Regions from separate parts of the Homo sapiens genome. Here regions 1 and 3 are each linked to region 2. Evidence: chromatin loops called from intact Hi-C (ENCODE). Cell type or tissue: natural killer cell. All regions are shown on one strand. Each heading gives the region's core, and the rest is flanking DNA. Links, peaks and the distances in the headings are about the cores only.

Region 1 (10,365 bases), core at 3,285-8,284, 160 kb before region 2:
CTGAATTATTTCAAAAGACCTGTCTTCTAGTGCGGATATTTTTTCCTCTGCTTGATCTAATCAAGTTTAAGTATTTTATTGCATTTTTTATTCATTGAATTATTTAGTTCTAAGATTTCTATTTTTAATTTTATCTATCTCTGCTTAATTTCTCATTCAGATCATGAATTGTTCTTTTTTTTATTTCTTCACATTTTCTATCTCTGTTTTCTTGTGTGTTGCTGAGTTTCCTTAAAAATCATTACTTTTATTTTGTTCAGGCATTTTATATATTTTTTTCTTCAGGAGCTGTTACAGGAGAACTATTGTTTTCTTTTGGAGTTATCATGTTTCCTTTTTTTTTTTTTCATGTTTCTTGTGTCCCCACATTGATATCTTCATATCTGGTATAACAGTCACTTCTTCCAATTTTATAGAGTAATTTTCATAGGGAAAGACTTTTTCCTGTAGATGTATTGATAGTGTTGGTTGGGCAGCATGCTTTAACTTTGGTTCTCGGTGGGCACAGTAGCGTAGTCTCTATATGCTTTCTTTGGATGTAAGAAAAGCAGCACTGTCTGCAAATTCCTCAGTGGCTTAGACTGTGGTTGTTTGTAAAGGTTGTGAGGTGGTTTTACTGGGGGCAGGGCAGGTCCTCAGGTCCCTAAGGAGCACACATGGCCATGTAGTGACCCCACCACTGGAGGAGACAAATTCTGGCAGTAGCAGCAGTGGGTTCAGGGTAGGCCAATTCTCAAGCCCCTAAATGGTATACACTGGTGCCAGTGGTGATGGTGGTGGGTTCTGAGTGGGCTAGTTCATGAGCCCCTATTTTGTGGGCCCCTGGGTGGTATATACAAGTTCCAGCAATGTCAAATATGTTGTTTACATATAATATAAAGGAAAACACAGATACAAGAGGAGATAAAATAAAATAATAAAGACAATTCAATTAACTCAAAAGAAGGGAGATTCTAAGGTAAAAATATCAAAGGAAACATGAAAAATAGAAAAATAAAATTATTGAATAAATTTAAATTTATTATTAGTCACAATTAATGTAAATAAGTGAAACTTGCTAGTTATAAGAAAGGTATTTACATTGAAGCAAAAACAAAATAGTTTCCAACTATATTCTATTTGCAAGAGGTATACATAAAACAATGAAACATAAACGTTGAGACTAAAGAGTTCTGTTTATTTTATTTTATTTTTTTATTGAGACAGGTTCTTGCTCTGTCACCCAGGCTGGAGTGATTGTGGCTCACTGCAACCTTGACTTCCTGGACTCTTGGGAGGACTCCCACCTTAGCCTCCAAGTAGCCGGGACTATAGGAGTGTACCACCACGCTTAGCTAATTTTTTTTTTGTATTGCTTTTGTAAAGACAGGATTTTGCCATGTTGCACAGGCTGTTCTTGAACTCCCAGGCTCAAGCAATTCATCCCACTTGGCCTCCTAAAGGGTTGGGATTACAGGTGTGAGCCACTGTGACTGGCCTAAAGATGTTTTATAAAAGGACAGAAAAAGTAAACAGTTTAAGTAGAAAATCCCAAGAAATTTACAAAATAATCCTGGAAATAATAATTGAGTTCAACAAAATCATAGGATATAAGACAAAAAAAATTAATTACATTTCTGTATGGTAGCAATGAATATATGGGCACTAATATTTAAACATACAATACCACTTATAAAGATTTCAAAAATAAAAATACTTAAGTATAAAACAGATAAACATGTGCACAATGTGTATAAAAAATAAATAAAAAGAATTCTTAAAAAATTGAAAAACATATCATGTTTATGTATCGGAAGCGTTAACATAGTAGAGATGTCAGCAATCCACAGATTGGTAGACAGGTTTAATGTGATTTTTATAAAAATCCCAGCAAGTTTTTTTTGTACATATAGACTAGATTATTATAAAATTTATATAAAAAAGCAGAAGGAATAGAAAAACTAAAACAATGTTTAAAAGGAAGAATAAAGTGGGAAGACCCTGTTTACACAGTTTTAAGACGTTTTTATATAGCTACAGTAATCAAAACTGTGGTGTTGGAATAGAAATAGACACGTAGATCAATGGAAAAGAATTGAGAACCCAGAAACAGATATACCAAATCAAATATACCAAATGATTTTTGACAAAAATGCAAAAACACTTCAGTGGAGGAGGATAACCTTTTCAACAAATGGTGCTGGAGCAACTGGACATCCAGGGGAAAAAGAAAAAAAAACTTAAATGATCTACATCTCACATGTTACACAAAAAATAAATCTAAAAGAGATGAGGGACTTAAATGTAAAACCATAAATGTTTTAGAGAAAAACATAAGAGAACATTTTTAGTATCTAGAAATAGGCAAAGACTTGACATCAACACAATCCATCAAAGGAAAAATGGATAAGTTAGATTTCATCAAAATTAAAAGCTTTTGCGTTGTTAAAACCACTGTCAGGAAGATGAAAATACAAGCTTCAGAATAAAAGAAAATATTTACAAGCCACATATCTGGTAAAGAACAATTATCCTGACTATATAAAGAATTCTCAAAACTCAATAATAAACAAACAAAAAGCTCAAACAATCCAATTGGAAAATGGTCAAAAAATAACAAAACATTTTACTAAAGAGGATAGGTTATAGCAAATAGGCACATGAAAAGATAGATGTTCAATGTCTTAGCCACGAGTGAAATGCAAATTAAAACCACAAGACAGGACTACATATCTATCAGGATGGCTAAAATAAAAGATAGTGACAATATCAAATGCTGATGAGAATACAGAGAAATCAGATCACTCATACATTGTTGGTGGGAATGGAAGATGGTATAGCAACCGTGGAAAACAGTTTGTCAGTTTCTCAAAAATTAAATATGTAATTACCAGATGATCCAGCAATTGCAATGTTTAGTGAGCAATTTATATCAGAGACATGAGCAATTTATACCACAGAAATGGAGACTTAAGTTTACACAAAAATCTGTACACAAATATAGCAGTTTTATTTATAGTAGCAAAAAAATTGAAATAGCCTAGATATCATTTTATGAGTAAATTGTTAAACTTCAATGCATCCATACTATGGAATACTACTCAGCAATAAAAGGGAACTAATTTGATTTATACAATGATCAGGATGGATTTCAAAAGAATTATGTTGAGAGAGAAGAGTCAATCTCAAAATGTTGGCCAGCGTGATTCCATTTATATACCATTCTTGAAATAAGAAAATTGTAGAAAGGGAGAAGAGAGCAGTGGTTACCATGGGTTTAGGACGGGTGAGGGCAGAGGGAGGTGGACATGGCTATTAAAGGGTAACCAGTGGGAACCTCATGTTAATGGAAGTGTTCAGTGTCTTGACCACACCTCTGTCAATATCCTGGCTGTGATAGCACACTAGAGTTATGACGGTACTCTTTACAATTTCTCACAACTTCCTGTGAATCTAGAATTATCTTAAAATAAAAAGTTAATTAAACAAACAAGCAAACAATTCTCATCTGTAATCTATTTATAAGGGGGACACATACAAATGACACAGAAATGTTTAGGATAAAAAGTTTTTTGAAAAAGACTGTAAAAGTACAATCCAAAAGAAAGCTGGAATACAATATCAATATCTGACAAAATAGACTTTGAAACCAAAAAGCTTTAATCAAACCAAAATTTATGAAGGATGATTCAAGCAGTAAAAGTAGCAAGCTTGATCCAATGACATGTGTGGAAAAGGAGAGTAAAGGTTGACAAAAAATTGAGACAGAAGTACCCTTGTTTAGGTGTATGTATATTATGGCATTTTGATCTGCAGATGAGAAAGTAAGAAAAAGCTCAACTGCCTTCTTCTTGCTTAATCATCACTTTCTCTGTGAGCTACTGAACTTATCTGTGGCTGTCCTGATGGTCCATTTCAGAGGCTTCTAAATGCCTACCTGTAGAACAGAGGTGGTTTGAGAGGTTGTTTTCACCAGTCTGCAGTGAAATGAGAAAAATAAGAGATGCAGCATGATTTTCATGACAATAACTTTCTTTGTTTCAAAGAAATGCTTTTGTCCCTGTGCCTTTAAAATGTCCTTTCTTGTATAAAATTATGCTGCTGATGTTACTATGTTTATTATTGTTGTTGTTCTAATTTCTTTAATTGGCAAGATTCGGAGTCTGCAGTACTTAGAAAAATTGCAAATAGATGTTGACTCTTTTGTTCTTCCTGAATCACCTCAGTGCAGAGATGAGAGTCTGGTGTTAGGTGACTGGTGCACCTTGTACAAGCTCACATCACTCTTCATGGTCTTTGTAATGATCTTGAGGCCTGTGTTTTTATTCTCCCCATTTAACAGAAGAGTAAACTGAGTCCAGATAATTTTGTTAAGCACTGATATTTTAGATTTTTGCTTATCATTTGACTCTAAGTTCAGATCACTTTTTTTTTTTTTTTTTTCAGAAAAATTACACTCTCCTATTACCCAAGTCATGTTTGAGTGGGATTTCTCTATGGATTGATGCTGTCCCAATCTTTGGGTCAGAGGTCCCAGTTGATTCATAAAAGTACACCTAGTTTAGAAAAAGTGACAGTATTTATTTGGGGGAAAAAGTTTTGAGCTCTCTGCATTAGGATCCTGCCAATATGCCCTCTCAAATTATATGCTTCTTAAGAAAAGAAGTTTGCTTTAATAAAAATAGATTCTATGCGACATGTTATTCTTCATAATTGGACCAAAGAGCACAAGGAGCACACACTTACAAGATAATCTGAAAATGAACGGACAAATAATATAGTAATCACCAAATCCTTATTACTTGAAGCCTATCTGCGCCAGGAGGCCCTTTCTCCCTTGATGATCAGGCCTGACCCCTATTAATTTTAATAGGAGTTAAATAGTCACGTCAAGGGAAGTATCAGGGAGTGCATTTGCAGCAAACCAACCCCAGAGATTAAGACCTCCACTTTTGGCTTTCTGCTGAAAATGTGACACATTGCCTGATGCTTATCTGCTTTTAATTGTGTGTTGTGTGTGTATGTTTTTCTCCCTTCTTTTTGCAGAGGAGGCAATTTGCAAATCGTTGCTATCTGCCTCCCTACAAGGAAGAGATAAATTATATGAGAGACTGTGGCGTTTGGCCTGTTTGATATCCTTTGCTGATAAATTGAAGTGTACCTTCATAATTAATACCCAATCTTTTCTGATAGGCTTTGCCACGCTAAACCTTGGAGGTATCTAACTGTAATGAAAAACCATTGTTGTGATCACCTTGCTCTTTTTTCCCTTTTTACCCCTTTCATCAAAAATATGCACAGAGGTTTTGTTGGACAGAAAGATCTCTCGGTTTTATTAAGCAGCATCTTCAAAGATTCAGCAGAGACAGACTTGCTTCTGTGAGCTTTGTAACATGTAAGTGACATTTCCCTGCGTTTAAATATGGCTTTGTTAGGCAGTGCTTGCAATCAGAATGCAAAAAAAAAAAAAAAAAAAAAAAAAAAAAAAAAAAAAAAGCCCCACTGTTAGAACCTGAAACCAAAGAGAAATAGATCCTCCTTTAGTTTCACTTTTGAAATAGGAAGTCGAGGGAAAGTCAAAATCAGACAAATCAAATTAGATTTAAAATTCCTGTGAACTCTCAGAATGCACGATCAGGATAAACATTTCTTTCTGAACCAAACAAAGCAAGACACCATTTAGTAAGATTTTATGATGGATAAGTGAGACTGCTCATTTGTGTACGACTTCACAACTAAGCAAAGTAATTAGAAAATTAGCTCATCAGCTCCCCAACCTTCTGACTCAGATGGGGCAAGGATTTTAGAAATAAGGCCATTTTACAGATAAGGAAATTGAGGCACAGAAAGTAGGCATGACTTCTCAAGGCAGACGTGGGATCAGAATATAGGTCTTCTGATATCTGCTGCAATTATTTTGCCACAAAAGAAGACTCTCCAACATTTTATGGTGATTTACATGTCAGTATATAGATATGAGGATTTTAGCCAAAACAGAGAAGAGATGAAGCCTGTGCCATCTCATTGGCTAGCCATCCCCTGTTGTCTTTCATTCTCTCTTTCTGCAAAACCTGCCACACCACAGGCTTTTTGAGGAGCATTCCTCTCACCTCATGCTCACTATTCTTGTTCCAGAGTCTTACTACGAATTTTATTCCTGGCTCCAGATCACATTCACTAGCCCTTGCTATTACGAGCGAAGTCATATTCCCCTGCCCATACACAGAGGCCAGAGCAAATCCTCAAGGCCTGGAAGGGGCAGCATCTTGGAGACACTTGGCAAGATACATGGCTGGAGACCTCAAGCTACCCTCCTAGACACAGATAATTTTTTTTAAGTTTCTGATTTGCAGAATTTTTATGGGGAAACAAAAGTAAATCAAACAAAACTAAATAAAAGACTGTATTTTTAAGGGCCTTTCATAAGTCGAATTGGCTCTTGCAATTCTTGTGACTCCACAACATGAAGCCATCTATCCACCCATCCAAACCTCCAACCTTCATTGGTCAAATATTAATTGAATCCCTGCTTTATATAAAGATCCTGCCTGCAGTGGAGCTTACATGCCAATATGAGATGGAGACAATGAGTAACAAACAAGTTTAAAGCAACAAGTAACAGACAAGTTGAAAGGTGATGTAGAGAAATGTAACACAGGGAGAGAAAGTGAGGAGAAGATCTACTACAGAAAATATGGTCAGTGAAGATGTCTCTGTAGAGGTGACATTTTAGCAATGACCAAAGAGAATAAAGCATGTAAAAAAAAAAAAAAAAAAACAAAAAAAACAAAAGAAAGGTCATTCTATGAAGAAGGAATGACAAGGTACCAGCATTTTAAAGGACATGACAGTGGCCCATTGGAAGACAGCATGACACCCAGTGAGGGAGTGTCATCTGGGGACCTCTGAGTTCAAGCAAATGCATGAATAAATGGACAACCCCAGCTGCCACTGACCAGCCTCATCATTTTGGGCAAGTCCCTTGTCCTTGAAATTGCTTCCCAATCTTGAAAAATAAGAGGATAAATAAACTGAAAAAAATATTTTAGGGTTACATTGACTTAAAATCCTGATTCCATGTAAAGCTTGCCCCAGAGACTTCATCATCTTTCTTCTTTCTTGTTACCCCAATCCTATTTTCCACCCAGATTAGAAAGCTATCATGAGTCCTCTTTGGACCCCAATCAGGGACTCCCATGGAAGTTCAAGAAAATCAAAGCATGAGAACTAATGAGATCCATCATGCATTCTTGGTGAAGTATTCTTAGCACAGTTGTGAAGTCTTTCTTCAGAATGAAATCCAAAATTTGATCAACAATGGGAGAAAATGATAAATTTACCCTTAATGTAGTAAGTGGACAATAATTACTCTGAAGAAGACAATTAATGTGGGTAGATAACTCTGCCAGCAACTTCATATCCATATTCAGTTGAAGTGTCATCTTGAAAAGAAGATACTCACTTTTTAAGCCAGAAGACACATGATTTAGGAGAGTATGCCTGTATTTCCCCACTGCCCTGATAAATACATGGAAGGCATAGGCAGAAAGACAGAAATACAATAATTGTTCCAGAATAAAAGAGCTTTGACCCCTTCCTTTGAAAATAAAAGCAAAATAAATTCATGAGTTGTTCATTAATACATTATTTTATCTGTTATATCTATTATGTAAAAGATTGCTTTATTTTCTTTCATTGTTTTGGAGTTTCATTCTAAACCTGTCAGTTGCAAGAATGCTTAAAATTTGGAACACTTGTTAATAGTTGAGTGCATGATGATAAAAGCACTACTGCTTTTAAAGACAAAACACAAATCTTAGATTTATAAGAAAAAAGTTCAGGTCATAGCTTTCCATTTACTAGCTGTGTGACCTCAGGCAAGTTACTAGTTCTGTGTGAACTTTGATTGCATAGTCTGTACACAGGGAGCATCACAGTCATCCAACTTACTTCATGAATGAAAAACAAATATGAATGTATTTTCTCTGTAAATAGCAACACATTGACAATTATGAAGAAGGAGAAAGAAGAGAGGAGAAAGACAAGAAAAAGAGGAGCGGGAGAAGAAGCAGGGGAGAAAGAACTTAAGTTTTACTGATTTTAATCCCATTTAGAGCAGAGATCTAACTAGAAGGATTTGATGGCAATTGGCAGTTCTCAGACCAAAATTCTCTTTAGTAAGTCCAATAAAATTTCCAGAGCTGCATGTGTTCTTTGAATTCATTCCTTCTTTTTTTTTGTCTTCAGTGTTAAGGGATTAAATATTCCTCAGAAAGTAGCATATTATATTGATATTGGCCATCATTTGAGTTTTATGGAGTCTCCACTGTCTATAGAATAAAGAACAGATTTCTCTAGTATTTCAGGGCTTTCGTTATTTGTTGTTAATCTGCCTAACATGATTTTGCTCTCTCTAAAACTATTTAAAGATCTGGAATCTACCCCAATTTGCCTAAATGCAGAGGAGATGGTGAGAAGAATTAATGATCAGAGTGGACTCTAAAATTGTCCTACAGCCAGGGAGATAGGCAACTGATCCTAGGGTGACATAGAAATGAAGAGCAAGTTGGAAGGGGAATGTTGGAAGTATGACTAAAGGAGTTCAGAGGCATGGATATTCTACAGAAGATTATTCTTGAGATCCTTTCCACCACTGCAGTAGACAAGTATTGTGTTTCCCTAGGTAAAAAATACCCCTAAGATTCACAGTATTGAAATGGTTTTATTAAGCTTATAACCAGTAGAAGTGGACCTAGAGTCCAGGTCTTCAGATGCTGAAAGATGTACTTTGTTGACTATATATAGCTTGTGGTTACATTGTGGAGAGTCTCAGAATCCAGGCTAAGGAGTATGGAATCTTGGCTATAGGGTAGAGAGTCCAGTGAAGAGTTTTGTGCTGGGAAGTGACTTGATGAATGTGAAAGCTTGGTTCAGAGGCAATAAAATGTTCATGGTAGGTCAGTTTGGAAGTAGCCAGGATCTGATTCGCAATAACAGCAATGAGAATAATCAGAAAGAGGTAGATGTAAGAAATATTTGAAGGAAGGTACATGCAAAGAAGTTATCAAAGGCAAAAGGGAAGCCTGGGAGATGCGAATGGCTTAGAATTACATGCAGAAGATGAAGAGCCAGACCAAATGGGACATAGGAAAGACATAGGTCCCAAATGGGACCCAGACCAAAATAGGACCTTATGTACAAAGGTACATGCTTGTGGGTTGTGCATGGTGGATGAAGTTTGCATTGCACACAATCTGATTCCTCCTGGAGGTGACAATAGGTGGTTGCTAACGCTGGAATCAATATTGTTCTCTGAGATTTAAAATAATCAAATCCACACATAATGGGTGTGTTAGCCCTCTGTGGGCTCCAACCTAGCAAACGATTTCTCACTGTGCATTGAAGTGTGGGTACAGCTTAAATCCCAATCCGGGGGCTCAACAATAATGTCTGAGAATTAGAATCGGAATGAGGATATCATGTAAGAAATAGATACCTTTGTTATGCTTATCAGGAGAAAACCCTTTATGAGCAGCCAAGGCCACAAAAACGGGACATCCAGCCATCTAGACCTGACAGTGCCCAAAAAGTGTCCAAGTAAAATTAGTCCCTCACACAGAGTCTTTCTGGTGGTGATGCAGGTGTGGAGTTATCCTAGCCAGGTGTCAGAACCACGTCTCCACTTTCTGGGCCCTGATGCTCTGCTCACTAAGCAACTTTAAGCCTCAGTGTCTTTCTCGGTGTATCTACCTACAAAGAGTAAATATTTTGTTCCACATTAGTATTTTGAGCATTTTGTCAAACTGAGTCAAATAACATTTTGGAAGCTGTACATCTGACTTTAATGAGCTTGGTTACTGTCAGTCTAGACATGAGACCATTCTGCCAACCTGACTGAGTTCCTGAATGTGCAAAGATGAACAGAAAGTTCTGGTTTGGACCATGGTGTATTTATGACTTGCTGTTTCTATAAATATTCTTCTGTGATTACATGCTTCCCTTTCAGATGATAACACTCTGTGAACACTTGATTGATTAGGAATAGGTCACCTCTGTGTGAGTTCCTGGATGGACCCATCTAGATCATGTATACTTACTTTATATCTTTTATACAGGAGGCACTCAGTAGAGAACAAATGAATGAAAGTTTGTTCACCTTTAGCTTATAAAGGTTCTATTTTGATGCCATCTATTTTTCTTTTTGTGAAATATCTTCTCTAAATCTTTTCTCCCACCAAAATCAGTATTGGTAGAAGCGAGAGTTCTTATAAACATTTCACTGAGCTCAAACCACAAGGCCTTTTATTAATGACACTTCCAAGCTCTGTGATTGTGCTCAAATTGGCAAAGGGGAGTTCTGTGCTCACAGAATGTAATTCAAGAACC
Region 2 (10,365 bases), core at 2,355-7,354:
TTTTCAAAATTTATTATCTTTTTCTCGCTGACATTTAAGAGAAAAATATACTCATGGGCAAAATTTGAAAAACAAATATAAAAATGTAAATTACAAAATGAAGCGTGTTTTGAATGGCAGCAGAAATAATCGCTATTACATTTTCATGCAACTCCAGCTACTGACAGGGACACAACATGTTTATTTTCTCAAAATTGGAATCATATAGGCTATGTTATATTATAGCCTGTTTTTGTGAGTGCTTTCTTTGTTCACTCAATAGTCTTCTAAAACCTGATACTTAACAGCTATAAACTCTTCCGTTAGAGGGATGCAATATATCTTTTTAAACAGTCGCTAATTATCAGGAATTCTAGTTGCTTCAGGATGCTACCCAGAATACATACTGCTATGGTGAACACTCTTCTACACACAGAGTTCATCCAACTATTTCTTTCAGATATAGTCCTAAGGGTAAACTTGTTAGGTCCGAGGATATGCCAATTTTAAAGACTTGTGATTAAAAATGACTAAATTGTCTTTAAGGAAGATTGGGGCAAATTACTCTCTCACCGAAAGGGTATGAGAGTGGAAAAGCCTCATTGAACAGGCCATTGAAATGTGGGTTAGAGAGTCTGCCACACACAATATGCCTCCTAAACATTCATTCCCTTCAAGTTGAAGTTCTGAACCTTCATGAAGTTTCAAATCAAGCCTTTTGGCATTAAGAAGCTGTTACTTTCAACTGTGTATTTTGTGGAGTTGATGACACTGTGGGAGTATTTCTAGTTAAAACAATATGCGAGCTGACATCTCTCCCCGAAACCACTGTCTCGCTCGCTCTCTGTGATTCTCTCCTTTAATCATGTTTTTATAATTTCCTCACAGCACTTCACATACAGTGACAAGCCTCGTGCTGTGCCCATCAAGGTCTGTTATGGGGGGCAACAGCTGACATTTTCCAAAATGACTGTGCAATGGAGTACTGGGACCAAAGCATGCTTGGGGGAACTCATTCCAGGGGAATAAACGGCAGGAGGAATGTGGGGTAATCACAAGGCTTTGGTCAACAGAGACAGCAGTGCTGAGTGCTCCTAGGCGGTGCAGGTAGCAAACTAAGAGTATTTTGTACCCGAAGGAAGGAAAGCAAAATCAGACAAGAGTTTGACCAAGTAAGATTTGAAATCACTATTCTAAACATTAGCAACGATGCATGCTTATCGAGTGCTTGTCGTGATCTAGCTAGGGGTGAGGCAACTAAGGACTGCAAGCTAAATCTGGCCCACTGCCTGTTTATTTAAATAAAGTTTTATTGGAACACAGCCACACTTATTTGTTAACAAATGGCCTGTGGCTGCTTTTACACTATAATAACAGAGTTAAATCATTGTGACAGAGACTGTATGACTAACAACTATAGACACATTTACTATTTAAACATTTACTGAAAAAGAAGATAGACTTCTGTGCTTTTTTTTTCTTTTTGGTTTGTTCACATATAACTTTTTATTATTTTATTTTCTAATTTTAAAAGAAGTGCATGTTCATTCTGGGCAATTAGAGAAATGCAATTATTGTCTTTTCAAAATTAGAAAGAAAAAAAAATCAAATTACTTTTTTAAGCTGACCCCTAGTGCAATTTACTTAACATGTAGGGCCTCAGTTATTTCTTCTGTAAAATGAATATAAGTCACAATAGGGCTGTTGTGAAGATTGAATGAGCTGAGGACTCTAAGGCCCTGAGCTTCCTGGAATGTAATCAATACTCAGCGAATGCCAATCACTCTCAGTACATATGGGGCCCTATTAGTGGGTTGGGCTTTTTCCTATGAATTTATATGGCCTCCTTAGACAATAAAGACATTGCTCTTTTTAAAACAGTGATATTAATCAGTTATGATTGCTTTGTGTCTCAATAATAATTGGAGTCTACCATTCTGAGTCCAAACAGGAAAGCAGAAAACACTTTGAATCTTCATAATAGAAGAGACTTAACACAGAGACAGAGTTACATGGTGACAACAGAAACTGTTGGGATTCAATTGGGGGCCAGAGGGCAATGCAGGGACTCGCAAAGCCAGAAAGCTAGCAGCACCCCAGGCTGAGGAGGAATGGTGTGGGCCTACCAGAGTAAGGGCTGGGTTCACCTGGGGGCATCATCCCCTAAACTCCCTCGTGACAGCCCTCCCCATGCTGTACTGCAATGGCCCAATGGCAGGCTACTGACTCGACGACCTGGACTCCTTGGACCCCATCACATCTTGCTCATTTTCTATATAGTCAGCAGCACTGGGCACAGGGAAAGCAATCAAACAAACAAACAAACAAACATGAAGGATCAAACAAAGCAATCAAACAAACAAACATGAAGGAGGCACGATAGACAACCTGGACACCTCCAGACGAGGCTGGAAGAACATGAGTCAGAGGACAGACTGGCTGGAACTGGAATCCAGATTCTGAAGATAGCTCCCAGCATGGCCTTGGGTAAGTCTCTTCGCCTCCCTCACTCCTTGCTGGGAACAGGGCATGAAATGAAAACACTTCTCTGCGGAATCATCGTCAAGCTAAAATAGAGTGGAAAATAAACAGTTTCCCTGCTTTTTATGTTAAGAATCAAATGGAACAGAAGGCAGAATTTTTTTGGCTTATTTATATTTTTATTAATTTGTCCTTTGGGGGAGACACATATTTTTCAATACAAAAGTAGTAGAGTGAACCAAGTGGCAGCCCTGCATGGAGAGGTGGCTGGACATACAGAAAGTGATGTGACTAGATTGTAAAATACACCAAGATCCAAAGGGAGAAGAGGAAGAAGCTCATATCAACTGAGCTCCCCCTGCCCGGCTGGGCATTATGTGTCATTGATCCCCATAAAGACTCGGCCAGGAAAGTATCGTCATCTTTCTTTAAGCTGATAACTGAGATTCAGAGAGCTCAGGAAACTTAAGCCAAACGTAAAAACTAGGGGGGCCAGGATTCAAGTACTGGGAAAAGTTGCTCCACAGCCAGTGCTGTACATGCTTTCCTCTCTACTAAGCTGCTCGCAAAGGTGCAACAGAAGGACAAACTGAAAAAGAGAACTGTGGATACAGAGAGTAAATGGGGAAAATAGGGGAGAGAAGGAGGGGGAAGGAGAGAGATTGAGAGAGAGAGAAGACACACCCACGGATTCGACTTCTGTATATTCTCAATCCCTTTTGGCTTCAAAGGGTGTTTGATAAGTCAGACACTCTTCCAGAGCTGCAGATATGAACTAGTTGACACCTCACAAAGGAAAAACGCTTGCTTTTCTCATCCTAGTCTTGGTCAAAACCAGGAAGCAGAGAGCTGGGCAAACACAATCCGTTCTTTGAAGTTAATGTTTTCAGCGGTCTCCGGGGCTTTGGTTTGACTAGAGTGTTGGCGCTGGGGCTTGTGCTGTCCAACCCAATTTATCCTTGGTGCTGGATTTCAGCTGACACGTGGAGGAGGGAAATACAGGCCCATGTGCTTTGGAAAGCCTGTCCTTTAAGAAAGTACACTTGATGGCTTCAAGGGGCTCTTCAGGTTCTCCCACATTACTCTCAGGTCAGAGGATTTGAAAAGGAGCTCTACAATGTTATTTCATAAAACTTTTTTTCAATTTTAGAGGGTGGTCAGAAGGTGTAATTGCCTAGAAATGGCCTTATCCAGAATGAAAATTTTCTGTCACTCTTCCTGTCAAGAACATAGCTGATAACTAGAAAGAAAATCTAGGAAGAACTGCAAATAGACTGAAGATGCATTACAAAGAGGACTGAGGACCACGCTCCAAAGCTACCCACTTGCTTTTGCCCCACGTTTTCATAAACTGACGTATACTCATACGCACTTCTACTGGATTATACTCTCAGACTCTAAAAATACAGCCCAGAAATAAGCAAGAGGCCACCACAGACAGTGAACGAGTAAAACATGACAGATGAGAACTAGACAGAAAGCTCTCTGAAGCTCCTCACTAGAGAATAACAACAATGATAACAGCAACATAATCGACACAAGGAACTGGAGCCAGGTATTTTAGGGCAAACAGCCCTGCCCACTACGGTAGCCACAGTCGTCATCACTAATTTATAGTCCAGTGAAATGTGTCTTTCACAAAAGTGAATCCAAAACAGAAAGAAGGAAAAAAATAGAAAATAAAAGACAGGACCATTCTACGTTTGCACTTTTTAAAATAATCTTTTTCTTTGGAAATAGTTTTAGATTTACAAAAAAGAAACAAAAACCAAAACAAAAAAACATTGCGGAGAGTACAAAGAGTTCCCCTGTGCCCCACACTCATTTTTTCCTGTTGTTAACATCTGACTTTAGTTTGGTGCATTTGCCACAACTAATAAACCAATACTGATACACTGAGATTAACTCAAGTCCATACATTATTCTGATGCCCTTATTTTTTATGTAGTGTCCTTTTCCTCTTCCTGGATTCCACCCAGTATACTATGTTATATTTAGCCATCACATCCCTGTGGTCTGTTAGCTGTAGACTGTGAGTTTCTCAGACTTTCCTTGTTTCTGATGATGTTGCCAGGTATTTTGTAGAATTTCTCTCAGTTTTGTTCAACCGATGTTTTTCTTATGGTACGATTGGTGGTACAGATCTTGAAAAGGAAGATCACAGAGATAAACCACCATGCTCATCCCATCAGATCATGGGCACATACTGTCAACGTGACTTATCCCTGTTGATGTTGACCTCCGTCACCTCTCTGAGGAGGGTTTGTCAGGTTTCTCCACTGCCAAGTGACTCTTTATTCTCTTCCTTTGCACATTGAACTCTTTGTAAGGAAGTTGCTATGTACTGCCCACACTTAAGGGGTGGTGAGTTATGCTTCACCTCCTTGAGGGCAGAGTATCTAAATAAATTATTTGGAATTCTTCTGCATGAGAGATTTATTCATTATCTCCCATTTATGTCTTTATTCAGTCATTCATTATTATTAGGATAAAATCATGGCTATGTTATATTTCAGATTATAATTCAATACGATGTTATTTGTTGTATTGCTCAAATTGTTGTAGCTCTGAGCATTTGGAGCTCTTTCGTTTGTCTTCTGTTTTCTTCTGACATACCCCATTATTTTGTCTTTTGAACACTGCTTTGCTTTCTGGCACTGTCATATGCCAGGCTCATCTTGTATATTTCTTGCCTCAGGCCTAAAATCAGCCATTCTTCAAGGAACGTGGGCTCCTTTTATTGGGAATTGGAATTAGAAACCAAGACCTGGGCACTAGGTGTGCTCATGGCTGCTGTGGTGTCATTGCTTTTGAAGAACCTATTACAGCCATGCTCATTGTTTTATGTTTGATTTTACTTTGTTTCACAGACATGTTTTGTTTTGATTTTTTGTTTAAATCAAAGGTTTGTGATAACCCTGTGTTGAGCGTCTATCTCTGCCATTTTTCTAACTACATGATCTCACATCATGTTTCTGTGTCACATTTTGGTAATTCTCACAATATTTCAAAATTATTATTATATATGTTACGGTGATCTTTGATCATTGATCTTCGATGTTACTATTGTAATTGTTTTGGGGCTGTATGTGCCATGAGATGGCAAACTTAATTAAGTGTTATGTGGGTTCTGACTGCTCTACTGACCAGCCATTCCCCTGTCTCTTTCCCTCTCTTTGGGCCTCACTATTCCCCAAGACACAACAATATTAAAATTAGGCCAATTAACAACCCTACAATGGCATCAAAGTTCAAGTGAAAGGAAGAGTCACATATCTCCCACTTTAAATCAAAAGCTAGAAATGATTTCGCTTAGTGAGGAAGGCACACCAAAAGTCAAGACAGGCTGAAAGCTGGGCCTCTTGCACCAAATAGACATATTGTGAATACAAAGGGAAAGTTATTGGAGGAAATTCAAGTGCTCCAGTAAACACACAAATGATAAGAAAGTGAAACAGCCTTATTGCTGATGTGGAGAAAGCTTTAGTGGTCATGGTAGAAGTTCAAAGCAGCCACAAGAGTCCCTTAAACCTAATCCAGAGCAAGGCACTAACTCTCTTTAATTTTATGAAAGCTGAGAGAGGTGAGGAAGTTGTAGTAGAAAAGTTGGAAGCTTGCAGAGGTGGGTTCATGAGGTTTAAGGGAAGAAGCCTTCTCCATAACATGGAGGTGCAAGGTGAAGCAGTAAGTGCTGATGCAGAAGCTACAGGAAGTTCTGAAAAAGATCCAGCTAAGATCATTGATGAAGGTGGCTATGCTGAAGAACATATTTTCAGTGAGGATAAAATAGTCTTACATTGAAATAAGATGCCATCTATGACTCTCATTGCTAGGGAGAAGTCAATGCCTAGTTTTAAAGCTTCAGCGGACAGGCTAACTCTTGTTGTGATCTAACGAAGTTGGTGACTTTAAACTAAAGCCTAACGCTCATTTGCCATTCTGAAAATCCTACGGACCTTAAGAATTAGGCTAAATCTACTCTACCTATGCATCATAAATGGAACAACAAAGCCCAGAAAGTAAATCTGTTGACAGCATGGTTCACTGAATGGTTTAAGCCCACTGTTGAAACCTATTATTAATATTAAAAAAAATTCCTTTCAAAATGTTACTGCTCATTGATAATGCACCTAGTTACCCAAGAACACTGATATAGACGTATACAGAGATTAATGCTGCTTTCATGCCTACTAATACAATATTCATTCTACAGCCCATGGATCAAGAAGTAATTTAGACTTTCAAGTCTTATTACTTTTAAAAAAACGCATTTTTAAGGCTATAGCTGCCGTAGATAGTGATTCTTCTGATGCATCTGAGCAAAGTCAATTGGAAACCTTCTGGGAAGAATACACCATTCTAGATGTCATTAAGAACATTCACATCTCCTAGAAGGTCAAAAAGCAATATTAACAGGAGCTTGAAAGAAGCTGATATCAAACTTCATGGGTGGTTTTGAAGGGTTCCAGACTTTAGTGGAGAAAGTAACTGCAGATGTGGTGAAAATAGCAAGAGAACTGGAATTAGAAGTGGAACCTGAAGATGTGACTTGATTGTTGCAATCTCACGGTAGGACTTGAATGGATGAAGAATTGCTTCTTACGGATATGCAAAGAAAGTGGTTTCTTGAGATGGAATTGACTCCCGGTGAGGATGCTGTGAACATTGTTGGATGACAACAAATAATTGATAATATCATATTAACCTAGTTTATAAAGCAGCAGCAGGGTTTGAGAAGATTAACTTTGATTTTGAAAGAAGTTCTACTGTGGGTGAAATGCTGTCAAACAGCATCTCATGTTACAGTAAAATCTTTTATAAAAGGAAGACTTGATCAATGTGGCAAATTACATTTTTGTGTTATTTTAAGTAGTTGCCACAGCCACCCCATCCTTCAGCAACCAACACCTTAATTAGTCAGCACCCATCAACATGAAGGCCAGACTCTCCACCAGCAAAAAGATTGTGATTTTCTGAAGGCTCAGATGATCCTTGGCACTTGTTTAGCAACAAAGTAATTTTTAATTAAGGTATGTATACTTGTTAGACATAATGCTAGTACACATTTAATAGACTACAGCATAGAGTAAACATAACTTTTACAGGCACTGGGAGGCCAAAAACCTTGGGTGACTGGCTTTAACATGATATTCATGTTATTGCAGTGATCTGGAACTGAATACACAATGTCTTCAAGTATGCCTGTATTTTAAGAGAGATATACTTTTAAGAAGGCTGAAAATAGTATTCCATGGTGTATATGTGCCACAGTTTCTTAATCCAGTCTATCATTATTGGACATTTGGGTTGGTTCCAAGTCTTTGCTATTGTGAGTAGTACCACAATAAACATACGTGTGTCTTTATAGCAGCATGATTTATATTCCTTTGGGTATATACCCAATAATGGGATGGCTGGGTCAAATGGTATTTCTAGTTCTAGATCCCTGAAGAATTGCCACACTGTTTTCCACAATGGCACATGTATACATATGTAACAAACCTTCACGTTGTGCACATGTACCCTAGAACTTAAAGTGTAATAAAATATATATATATATTTTATTTATATATATTTTATAAAATATATATATATATTTTATTTATATATATTTTATAAAATATATATTTTATTTATATATATTTTATAAAATATATATTTTATGTATATATTTTATAAAATATATATTTTATGTATATATTTTATAAAATATATATTTTATGTATATATTTTATAAAATATATATTTTATGTATATATTTTATAAAATATATATTTTATGTATATATTTTATAAAATATATATTTTATTTATGTATATTTTTTATAAATATATATATTTTATTTATGTATATTTTTTATAAATATATATATTTTATTTATATATATTTTATAAATATATATATTTTATTTATATATATTTTATAAATATATATATTTTATTTATATATTTTATAAATACATATATTTTATTTATATATTTTATAAATACATATATTTTATTTATATATATTTTATAAATATATATATTTATTTATATATTTATAAATATATATATTTTATTTATATATTTATAAATATATATATTTTATTTATATATTTATAAATATATATATTTTATTTATATATTTATAAATATATATATTTTATTTATATATATTTATAAATATATATATATTATTTATATATTTTATAAATATATATTTTATTTATATATATTTTATAAATATATACATTTATTTATATATATTTTATTATATATATATATATATGAAGGCTAAAAATAAGAAACTTTGGTGCTCAAAGAGTTAAATACTTAGCTGCTTGGAAAGTAAGGCTGTCTAGAGTGACTTATTTTTCAGTAGAGTAGGAACAGGAACACCAAAATAGAGAAAAACTATGCATAGGCTCTGAATGCTGGCAGATAAAGGCTTAGGCTTAAATATTCACTTGCTCTGCAATATTTAGCAACTTACATATCTCTCTGATTTCTTACTCATAAGACATAAGAATGTCTAATTGATGCTACCATTTTTGATTAGACATTCTCATGTATAAAGTTCCCAGAAAAATGTGCCTCCTTGATTGGTACTCAAACAATCACAGTAACCCCTCACGTCTTAGCGTTTAGAACCATCTTACATATAAATAATTGCCAGTTAACACATAACTTCTCAATAAGAGCATGGTTATATGTATTCTACATATATTAAGCCATGTAATCTTCATAATGACACCAAGAAGTTGATATGATTACTATCCCTGCTTTACAAATGAGGAAACTGAGGCAGAGAGCGGTTAAGATACTTACCTCTTCACATAGTAATGAGGCAGGGAGTAGGGTGTCCTCTGGCTTCAGGGTTCGTGCTCCTAATTCTTACACTAGAACGTGATCTTGGGTAAACTAGATACCTTTGCTGTATAATGGAGTTTACAAAACTAGATTCACAGGCTACTTGTGTAGCCCAAATGTATCCATTCCTTCTCTCAATAAATGTTTAATGAGTACCTTCCATGTGCCAGGGGGCATGTAGATCACCTAGCCCTTGGTAGCATAGACAAAGATGAGACCTCGGAGCAGACACTGCCCCGTACAGTATGGTTTGACAAGCTAGATTTTACTCCCTTCTTGCTTCCTTGTCTGGACACCTTTGTGTGGTTATACAACCTGCCACACTGTACCTAGTCAGCCTGCCTGAGACTGTGCTAAAAATGGTACCCCAGAAATAAACATGATAAATGCATTTCCTGGTTTCATGGGGGTTATGTAAAACTTACGTAAAAATTTTTTGCAAATTCTAAAGCATGGTGTAAATGATGTAAACGTAAGGTATAATCAAGATTATTATTATTGTCATTTTTATAACGGATCAATCTCATTGTTTGTCATGAGGGCATTAACAGAGCCACATGATCAACAGGCAGTGCTGGTTAATGTCCAACAACCACCTCTCCGGGGAAAGCAAGTCATGATATGTATATTTTGCCAATTTATGTGGTGTAAATACTCCCACCAGGGTACCCAAAGTTGGAAAGAGAGTAAAATCAGCTCTCATGAGTTGGAAGGAGCAATTCCTGCCTGTCCCATAGGATGGAGGTGGACAAGGGAACCATTACCACCTGCTTTGGGTTAGGGGAGCAGGCAGAAAGAAACAGGTAAATTGGGACTCAGAAGAAGGAGGTAGCAGAGAGATGCCACAGTTTGCATTTGAGCTCCAATCTGCTGGACTAAAGAGTCACAACTTTTACCACCTACCAGGGCTCTGAAAAACTTCCTTGTAGAGACAGCTCTCCATCAGAGGGCTTTGGACATTTTGGCAGTGTATGCTACCACTGGCTTAAGAATCAGTGATTCAATTCGGCGTATGCTTCCTGTGCATTGTTTATGCACAAGAAAATTCAGGATG
Region 3 (10,365 bases), core at 2,471-7,470, 600 kb before region 2:
CCTGAAGGAAGCACAGTGAAGACTCCAGCATGGAAAAGCGTGTCCCACACGGCCTCGGCGCCTCCATGGATGATAGGCATGGGGCACCCCCTTTCCTCTGGAAGGTTCTGGTGGGGGGCAGCACACCGTCCACGGGAGCAACGGCCTCTGCATCTGCCCACTGCAGATTCACTTCGTATTTTTAGTTCCCAAACCTTGACATCCAAGCTCCCGCTCTGTGGCTTCCGCGGCAGCCTGGCAAGCTTCCTGTGAAGTCGCCCGCTGCTGAGCTTCCGCACCCTTCCTCCCGCAGAGCCAGCCAGTCATGGAAGAGCGGGATCATCCCGGAAGGTTGGTGCGACAGGAGTGGGTGGTGAGGAAGGCGAAGGCAGCCTTCTCGGAACCTGGCTCCCTGAGACAGGACATGGAAGCAGGGGTGTCCTCTTCTGTGGAACGTCATTTAGCTTCTTCTCACCCATTCTGCAACACACACACACACACACATACACACACACACAAACACGCCACATGTACACATGCACATATACGCACAAATACACACAGTACACACTGTGCATACACATGCGGCACACACAGTACCCACATGTACACATGCACACATACACACAAATACACACACAGCACACACACATACACACATGCAGTACACACAGTACCCACATGTACACATACACACATATGCACAAATATGCACACAGTACACACGCACATGCGGTACACACAAAGTACCCACCTGTATGCATATGCACATATACACACACAGCACACACACACACACACAGTATACACACAGTACCCACATGTACACATGCACACATCCACACAAATACACACACAGTACACATACATACACACATGCAGTATACACAGTACCCACATGTACACATACACACATATGCACAAATACACACACAGTACACACACAGACACACATACAGTACACACACATAGTACCCACATGTATGCATATGCATATATACACACACAGTACACACACATACACACATGCAGTATACACACGGTACCCACGTGTACACATGCACACATACGCATGAATACACACAGACAGTATGCTCATACACACATGCAGTATACCCACAGTACCCACATATACAAATACACACATATGCACAAATATACACACTGTATGTACACACATGCAGTACACACACTACACACATGTACACATACACACATATGAACAAATACACATAGTACACACTCTGTATGTACATGCACAGTGTACACACATGCAATACACACACAGTACCCACATGTACACATACATATGCACAAATACATGCAAATCCACAAATACACACACGTGCACACATGCAGTACACACACATACACTCAGTACACACATGTACACACAGTACTCACACATACACATGCACAAATACACACATAGAGTACACACACATAGTACACATAAATACACACAGACACACATATCCACACATGCAGTACACACATATACATATATAGTACACAGATACATGTATAGCACACACTTGCACACACGCACACATATACACACATACATCTCTACCAGAGATTTTGCATCTGATAGAATAGATGCTTCTCTTTCACACCTTAAGGCATCTAGGATAACTTTCTTTCTTGTTTTCTAAAATTTTTTAAATGTTTAAAATCCTTAATAGCATAATGAAGATGAAGTCTCTGGAAAAAGAGCAAAAAATCTCAAGAAAAAAACAAAAGCAGGCTGACATGATGACAGAGAGGCAAAAATAGAAAGCTTAAATAAGAAAATAATGGAAGGAAACACAGAGAGAGCAAGATAATAAAATCTACATAGGTTTTAGGATGAAAAACAGCAAAATTGACGTTAAAGAAATTTTCATGTGGAAATTTCTTTAGGATCTCAGGATGTGGAAGAGAAGCCTGAGAATCCTCCTAGACTGAAGATGCAAAGAAAAAGGTAAAAATGTTGAGAGAGTACATGATAAACATGGAGAACAGAGAAAAAAGAGCAAATATTGTACACTTTAAGGAAGAGATCAGGACAGTAGAAATATAAGTTATAATAAAGATGTTGGAGAAAATTTCTAAAGCTGAATAAAGAACTAAGAGTTCAGGCCTAAAGGGGACACAGTGGCCTTGTTTTAAAGATGTGACATTGATAATTAAGGCCAAGCGAGGGAAAAGAACTTGGTCAGGTTTGCAAGATAGGTTGGGTGGTACCTCTCTTATTTTCTTATTTGCCCTGTGCACGTGGGTGTGCAAGGAAAGAGAGAGATGGAAATAGCAGAGAGGAAAAGAATTCAAGGGAGAAATCATCTCAAACATGGCAGTGGGCTCCATGATTAAGACCCTGGTATCAGGCAGGCCTGGCCTGCTTTCCAGCTCCATCACCAACTAGCCAGGAAGTCTTGAGCAGGTCATCTCACTCCTCTGGGACCCGCTTCTCTCTCACACATAAAATAGAGTAAAAGTAGTTGGACCCTCATCATAAGGTTCTCATGAGAGTCTAGTGAGCTAAGGCATGCAAAGCTTTTAATACAGTGGCAGGTACAGAGTAAGCACTTCAAAGAGGTTAGCTACTGTTTCTGATATTTAGAGAGAGAGAGAGAGAGAGAGACAGAGACAGAGAGAGAAAGAAATATGCAGGCAAAGGCTGGATGTGAATGGTCTTAGCCATCTCAGGTTAAAGAATAAGACAAAGGCAAGCAAGACATCAGAGCTTTAGGGAAGTCAAATCCAGGGTTCTGTTCTGCAGGGTAAAGTACATGGGGCAAGGGCATTAATGAAGCACTTCTAGTGGTGGGCATGAATTCTGCATCTCAGCATCCTGGGCCTTCAACCAGGGCCACCATCTCTTTATCCTGCTGTGACATCAGCAAGGTGGCAGGCCCCTGGAGCACAGGTAGGCCTACGGGCTTTCCTATGTGTCCCACCAGAAGTTCCAGATGGTGTAGATGTGCACCAGGCAAGGGGAACACTGGTGTAGCTAGGCTTTAATGACCCAGTTGAGACTAAGCTGCTTTCCCATGGGAGGAAGGCCTGCTCGAGATTCTACACACCCTAAGCTAGACTTCTAGTTTAAGGAGGACTGAAGTCTTCAATCATATCACTTTAAATATACAATGACAAGTCACTTTGGAGAGTCACAAATGTTTTGAGCTGGAAAGAATATTTGAAATTGGGTAGTTAACTGCTCCCATCCCATATCCCAGAGGCGGGAAATTGGGTGCAGGCTGTGGAAATGACTTTGTTAAGCATACACGTCTCCTAATGGCAGGAGGCTAGAACCCAGGGAATCCTATCATGTCATTGATCGAGAATTTGGGTTACGAAGGATTTGTGGTTCCATGGGTTCATTCAGTCTTTCTGACAGAAAGACTGCATCTTTCTGCATCTTATCTGATGCAGATAGAACAGCAATGACTATTCCTGTGTAATTATGAGCAAAGTAAAGCTGCGGGGTTTGTTCTCATAGCTAGTAAGTTGCAATGCTGGGACTAGAATCCAGATCTCAGGACACCCAGACCAACATAGTTTCTACTTAGAATAACCACCCCTCTGGAATTTCAGAAAGAAAATTCTGTGTGCATTTCATTATGATTATATGGCATAACCCTCCTATAAGTTAATGAATCTTTAAAGGGTACAATCAAGAATGAATGAGTTGATTGATAAATGAGCAAATGGTTGCATAAATGAATGAATTGGTTAAATTCTGGGAGAAATAAAATAGATATTCTCATTAAAATTTCAATTGACCTATTAAATGCAGGATCCCCTGGGTCCTCTCTTTCTAGCTGACCTACAAAGCAATGAGGAAATGTTATTGTAGAAATGCCAAATTCTATCCACATTCTCCACTTATTCTTCTCATTCTAGTCTCTTTAAGACAGAATTTCAAGTATAAGCTAACCAGGGGCCTCCCCTCACCCCCCTCATAATTATTATATTATTATATGAGAGATTTGTGGAATTATAGCATCTCTTTTTTGGAAGGAACAGAAGAGAGCTTTCCTTCTGAAGAGAGAAAAGGAAAATGGTTGGTACAGTCCAAAAAGCCTAAGACTTGGGAGTCTCTAGTTATGTGAAAGGATTTAAGAAAATAATATATATTTTTAATGATTCCTCACTCAAAGAAGATACTTGGTTGATTTTAATTGGAGGACTTATGTTCTTCCAAGTCATTAGAGCCAGAGCCCTTAGCTTCACAACTTTGGTATCTTGCAAAAGCGTTTTGAAGTTTATCTTGTGCACTCCAATTCTTAATCTTTTGAATGTCACCTCCTTCGTGAAGCCTTCTCTGATAGCTTCCTTTCCTTTGTCCAGATCAAATAATCACTCTCTACTCTGCACCCTTCTTGAACCCTCTACATTCTTTAATAATTGCAGTGTTTTCCAGAGGTACCCATAAAGGTCCCTCAGTGGCAAACAACAGAACCTAACTCTGGATGACTTTTGCAGAAAAAAGTTAATTTGGACGTTTGAAAGTCAGAAGGAAGGCTGAACAATTAGAATTTGAGAGGATGAGAACTGGACCAACCACCACTGTCGGAATGCATAAGTTTTGTTCATTTTCTTTCCTGTGTCATTCCACTCCGGATTGTCTGAGCTTGTGTACGCCACCTGCCCTTTTCTTGGCCAGAAGATGGCAGAGTTCCTCAACTGACCCGACCCTCCCATCCAAATCTATCTGCTGTTTCTAGAAGATGGGGATGGGTAAAGTGAGAGAGAGGTTCACAGTCCCACCCCCATGGTGTTAATTGTTGACATATGTGTTTGTCCTCTAACCCCGCAAGACTCTGAACATCTTGAAAGCAGGAACTGTGTTTTCTTCAGATGTTCAATTCATGTGAGTCAACATCTCAATGGTGTCAAGGTAATACAAAGAGTATGGCCAAAGAAGGTAGACAGGGCTACTGCCTACCAGATGCAAATGTCTTTTCCAGCCATCTCTGAGAGATTCTCTATGAACACAGATCTGACACCCTTAAGAAGAATCTAAAAGAGCAGCACTGAGCTAATATATTCCATCTTCCTTCAGGTTCTTTTTAGGGGGAGATATAGGATGGCGATAACCTAATGCGACATCTTTTTGTTTCTAGAAGAACTCTGGTAAGTGATGAATGGATGTTAGGGTTTCCAGAACTACCAGAACTAGGTTTCCTTTTCTTTTTTCCTTCCTGCTGCTGAGAATTTATTTCTGGTAGTCATTAAAATTCTGCTCCTACCATTTGTAACAAATGATAGAAAGCACTAGGTACAGTATGTGGAGTATATGTTTATGAAAACGAGAGACGAGTACCTTCCAACACTTTGGGATTTTATGAATGATTTACATCAGGTGCTAAAGTTCACAAATGAAACGTGCGGGAAGCAGATGCTTCGCTTCTTGACTGCATCGTGCCTGCCCATACTGATGGGGAATTGAAAACAGTGAGGTCTCATAAATCAACAAAATCTATTTTTGTGCCTCTTGATCTCCACTCTGAACATCCATATAATACCCAAACAAATGTGCTGAAATTAGTTCCTCAAGAAGCCCTTTATGTTTAGTAACAGTGTGGACATGTTAATAAAAAGAAGAGAGGAATAAAAGTGGACTGGTGGGGGGAGAGGGAAGGCACGGGGATGTGAGTGAAAGAAAACCAAACCTCAGAGTAGATGAACTCTTCCAGAACACTTATTTTTGGAGAATGGGAAAGGAAGTGTGGTGCTGTGCAGAACAGATGAGGAGGACCCGCTCTGGCCATCCTGGGGCTTCCCTAATTTGGAAAGAGAGTTGATCCGGGTAAAGGAGCGTTGTTGAATTGCAAATGAAAAAGAACTCACATCTGGAAATGAACTTTAGTTGGCAATTGGAAAATCATGGAAAGATACTTGTAAGGAAGACAGGGAGCTGATGTTTTGTACTTTTTTCTCCTCTCTCTCTCTTTCTCATTGTTTCTTTCTTTCCTTCCTTTCTTTTTTTCCTCCCTCCCTCCTCCCATCTGCCCCTCCCCTCTCCTCCCCTCTCTTTCTTTTCCCTTCCCCTCCCTCCCTCCCTCCCTCTCTCCCTTCCTTCCTTCCTTGTTCCCTCCCTCCCTCCCTTCCTTCCTTGTAAAATATGGTCTTATAGGAAACATGGTGACTCTGTACAAGAAAAAAGTAGAGCTTTCTTCAGAGTTCTATGCTGGGCCAGGCTCTGTGGAGTAATACACACGATTGTTTTTCTCATCTTGGTATCTCTGCCCCCATCCTGGCTCCAATTCTTTGAGTTTCTCCTCTGATTATTATAAAAAGTCTAGTCTATCACCCTAAATTTGCACTTTAGCATCTTACATGTCTCTTTCATTGTTTCATGTTTTATCGAATCAGTAGAATTTCCAATTTCTTAAAGGCAGAGACTTTGGGGCAGATAATTTGTTATTTCTTTTTTTATTATACTTTAAGTTTTAGGGTACATGTGCACAATGTGCAGGTTTGTTACATATATATACATGTGCCATGTTGGTGTGCTGCACCCATTAACTCATCATTTAACATTAGGTATATCTCCTAACGCTATCCCTCCCCCCTTCCCCCACCCCACAACAGGCCCCGACGTGTGATGCTCCCCTTCCTGTGTCCATGTGTTCTCATTGTTCAATTCCCACCTATGAGTGAGAACATGCGGTGTTTGGTTTTTTTGTCCTTGCGATAGTTTGCTGAGAATGATGGTTTCCAGCTTCATCCATGTCCCTACAAAGGACATGAACTCATCCTTTTTTATGGCTGCATAGTATTCCATGGTGTATATGTGCCACATTTTCTTAATACAGTCTGTCATTGTTGGACATTTGGGTTGGTTCCAAGTCTTTGCTATTGTGAATAGTGCCGCAGTAAACATACGTGTGCATGTGTCTTTATAGTAGAATGATTTATAATCCTTTGGGTATATACCCAGTAATGGGATGGCTGGGTCAAATGGTATTTCTAGTTCTAGATCCCTGAGGAATTGCCACACTGACTTCCACAATGGTTGAACTAGTTTACAGTCCCACCAACAGTGTAAAAGTATTCCTATTTCTCCACATCCTCTCCAGGGCCTGTTGTTTCCTGACTTTTTAGTGATCACCATTCTAACTGGTGTGAGATGGTATCTCATTGTGGTTTTGATTTGCATTTCTCTGATGGCCAGTGATGATGAGCATTTTTTCATATGTCTTTTGGCTGCATAAACGTCTTCTTTTGAGAAGTGTCTGTTCATATCCTTCACCCACTTTTTGATGGGGTTGTTTGTTTTTTTCTTGTAAATTTGTCTGAGTTAATTGTAGATTCTGGATATTAGCCCTTTGTCATTTCTTAAGGGCAGAGACTATCGTGTTTTGGTGTGGGGTTGCAAAACCTAGTCTCCTAAATACCAAGTAGGGGACATTGCCTTGGGCCAGTTCCATTCCTCCAGCATGATAGAGAAGGTAGACTAGGTGCTGTGAACATAAACTTGGTAAGAGGAAGTCTCTCCCTGCAAAGGCCTCCCAGTTGGTGAGGAGGGGTGGATCTGTCTATAATTACAAGGATCTAGAGCCATGCTGGCTTGAGATTCAAAGCACATTGAGAGCCAAAATAAGAAAAGAGCAATTATTTCCAGGGAAGCCCAAGGAGCTTCACAGAGGAGGTAACTTGAGCTGAGCCTGGAAGAAGATGCATTTTGGGGAGTGCAGTAACTGGAAAGGCAGGAATAGATGAAGAAGAGATGCCTATTACTTTTGCTTTTTTTCCTTCCAGCCAGAAGAACCACATTCATTATAATGAAGCAATGGTTTTCTAAATTAATTTGCCTTGGGAATGGTAAGAGTTAAGGTACACCTTACCACTGTGTCTATCTTATATCTGGTAAGGAGTTTATTCATTCACAGTTTCTAGCTGGTTGACTTTTACAAATGAAGCAATAAACACAACAATATTAAATATGCATCTATAATATGTCTTCACATTTATTTCCATTGCCATCATTCTCAAGTACCCACCGAATCCTTTGTTGAATTTTCTCCCCTTTGTATTTGAGCTTCTACATGCAAGAGACTTTTTGATTTACGGATTTCCTCTATACTTAGTTTACAAAAAACAGCAGGAGATGAATGAAAAAAAGACAAGAAAAAAACAATTTCCAGCTCTGTCCTGAAGCCTGTGCTGCATTTAAAAAAATGCAAAATTCAAGTTATTGGTTCATTTTGAAAAGTCCATGTTGAAAAGGAGCCAGAGTAGGGCACGATTGATGCGATTTGCGACACATAATATCAACTATTGGGTTAAAAAATAAATGTAGCTGCTACATTAACAGCAATATTGTAATCTAACACCTAATTTTCTGACAATTCTCTAATACATAGACCACGTCCAATTTAAGAAAACCTAAGATAAAAATATATGTATATATCATGTGCATTTTACTATAATTAGATGACTCTTTTATGGGGGAGTTTTTCTTGATAACACCAAATAACCCACACCCTTCTTCACCTAGGAAGTTACAAATGCAGAAAAAAAGAGGTTCTGTAGTCTCCCTTAGTTACCATTCTGTTCAAAATATGTCCCCACCTAATATAACTTGCTATGTGTCATAAAATACAAAGGAAAGTACTTTTCATGCCAAATATCAGAGAAGTGCTCTCTTTTCTATACTGCACAAGTAACAGAAATGATGTGTTCATTTTAAATTCCATTCATGTAGGTTCTAATAAAAGCTATTATAAAATACAATTGTGTGGAGACAAAAAGAGAGATAATATCACTATAGCTCAATATAAAATTTAAGTAATTAAGACATGAAAACTATTACACAATTTACTACAAATGCAGCAAGAATAATAAAATGTTTAACCCTTTTCCTTCTGATTCCTCTCCTGATCTCACTCTTTCTCTTTAATGCCTAATGGAAAAACACGAGTACCTCAGAGAAAGCACAGAAATATTACGATGCAGACTGTTTGGGGAATGCATAATGTTGATAATAAAAGGAAAATGACTTGTTTTTCTTTTCTTTCAGGTAAGAGGTGTTGCATTTCTGGAGTGATGTACTCTCTACTGTGTACCTCTAAGGCAAATTGATTTTATCTAGAGAAAATATGAAATTGCCTATCTATAATCAGCCTCACAATGACATGATTAACCAGTAAAAGACCATGATGACAAGTGTAGAAGGTCCTGTGGGTCCGTGGCCAGAATTTGAGCTGGGGTCAGAGGGATCAGAGTTCAAATCTTGACCCTGCTGCCTGCCACCTTTGTGACATTGGACAACTTTGTTCAGATTCACTGTTCTCATCTGTTGAATGGACATCATTATATTTGCTTCTCTTAGCTTTTACGGCTGCCCTTCAGTCAGGCAATAGAGGTACTCAGTCTCCATAATTAGTGCAATGGGATATTCAAACTTCATGCATAAAATGGAAAAAGTACAAAGAACTATGATTCTCTATTTTGATTTTCCCTGAACAGTGGCATATATCTGTCTGAGATCATTGCAAGTTGCACCAGGATGTGAACACCGTCAGTAGGGATGTGCTATTTCTTTGTCAATGTTTTCCCCACTTTTTTGATTTTATTAAAGAGAAAAGATCTACATGGTGCCAGTAGGTCTCTATCACTTTTCTAGCACTTGTTAAGTTTCACTTTTTAATAAAGAGGGTGAGGTCTTGAGCTTGGAGCCTGCTTAAGGGAGTGGAGTCTCAGGAGAATAAGATGATATCTTTTTAATTGTATTTTTTCTATTTTTAATTTTTAATTTTATTTCAATAGGTTTTTGGGGAACGGGTGGTATTTGGTTACATGAGTAAGTTCTTTAGTGGTGATTTCGGAGATTTTGGTGCACCCATCACCGAGCAGTGTACCCTGAACCTAATGTGTAGTCTTTTAACCCTTGTCACCCCCAACCCTTTCACCCGAATCCCCAAAGTCCAGTGTATTATTCTTATGCTTTTGTGTCCTCATAGCTTAGCTCCCACATATGAGTGAGAACATACAATGTTTGGTTTTCCATTCCTGAGTTACATGACGTAGAATAATAGTCTCCAGTTCCATCCAGGTTGCTGCAAATGCCGTTATTTCATTCCTTTTTATGGCTGAGTAGTGTTCCATGGTACATATATATATCATATTTTCTTTATCCACTTGTTGATTGATGGGCATTTGGGCTGGTTTCATATTTTGCAAATTGAAAAGTGTGCTGCTATAAATATACATGTGCAAGTATCTTTTTCGTATAATGACTTTTTTTTTCGTTTGAGAGCATACCTAGTAGTGGGATTGCTGGTTCAAACAGTAGATCTACTTTTAGTTTTTTAAAGAATCTCCGGCCGGAAGTGGTGGCTCACACCTGTAATCCCAACACTTTGGGAGGCAGAGGTGGGTGGATCACAAGGTCAG

The links. A loop is a pair of places that touch in the nucleus more often than their neighbours do. Peaks named below come from ENCODE experiments on the same cell type or tissue, not always from the same donor. Only the 100,000 strongest peaks of a DNase experiment are listed, where the experiment ranks them.
Region 1: a loop joins it to region 2, with 1.9 times the contacts of the local background. A loop is called at or near these places in 2 of 110 quality-filtered maps.
Region 3: it touches region 2 in a loop (2.5-fold over the local background); 5 of 110 quality-filtered maps call a loop at or near these places.

What each region holds. Positions count from the first base shown.
Region 1 is chr14:97,615,275-97,625,639 of GRCh38, forward strand. No RefSeq gene overlaps it. Among named protein-coding and RNA genes, the nearest start is that of LINC02291, 66 kb to the right of the region's middle. In natural killer cell, for the core only: no CTCF peak of the experiment used is centred there; DNase peaks (open chromatin) are centred at 3,367, 3,827, 4,217 and 5,477; H3K27ac peaks cover 1,585 bases.
Region 2 is chr14:97,779,733-97,790,097 of GRCh38, forward strand. All of the region lies in intron 3 of LOC105370651 (a long non-coding RNA gene), which reads left to right. Among named protein-coding and RNA genes, the nearest start is that of LINC02312, 22 kb to the left of the region's middle. In natural killer cell, for the core only: no CTCF peak of the experiment used is centred there; no DNase peak of the experiment used is centred there.
Region 3 is chr14:97,180,743-97,191,107 of GRCh38, forward strand. No RefSeq gene overlaps it. Among named protein-coding and RNA genes, the nearest start is that of LINC02304, 31 kb to the left of the region's middle. RefSeq lists an enhancer at 1-204. In natural killer cell, for the core only: no CTCF peak of the experiment used is centred there; a DNase peak (open chromatin) is centred at 4,639.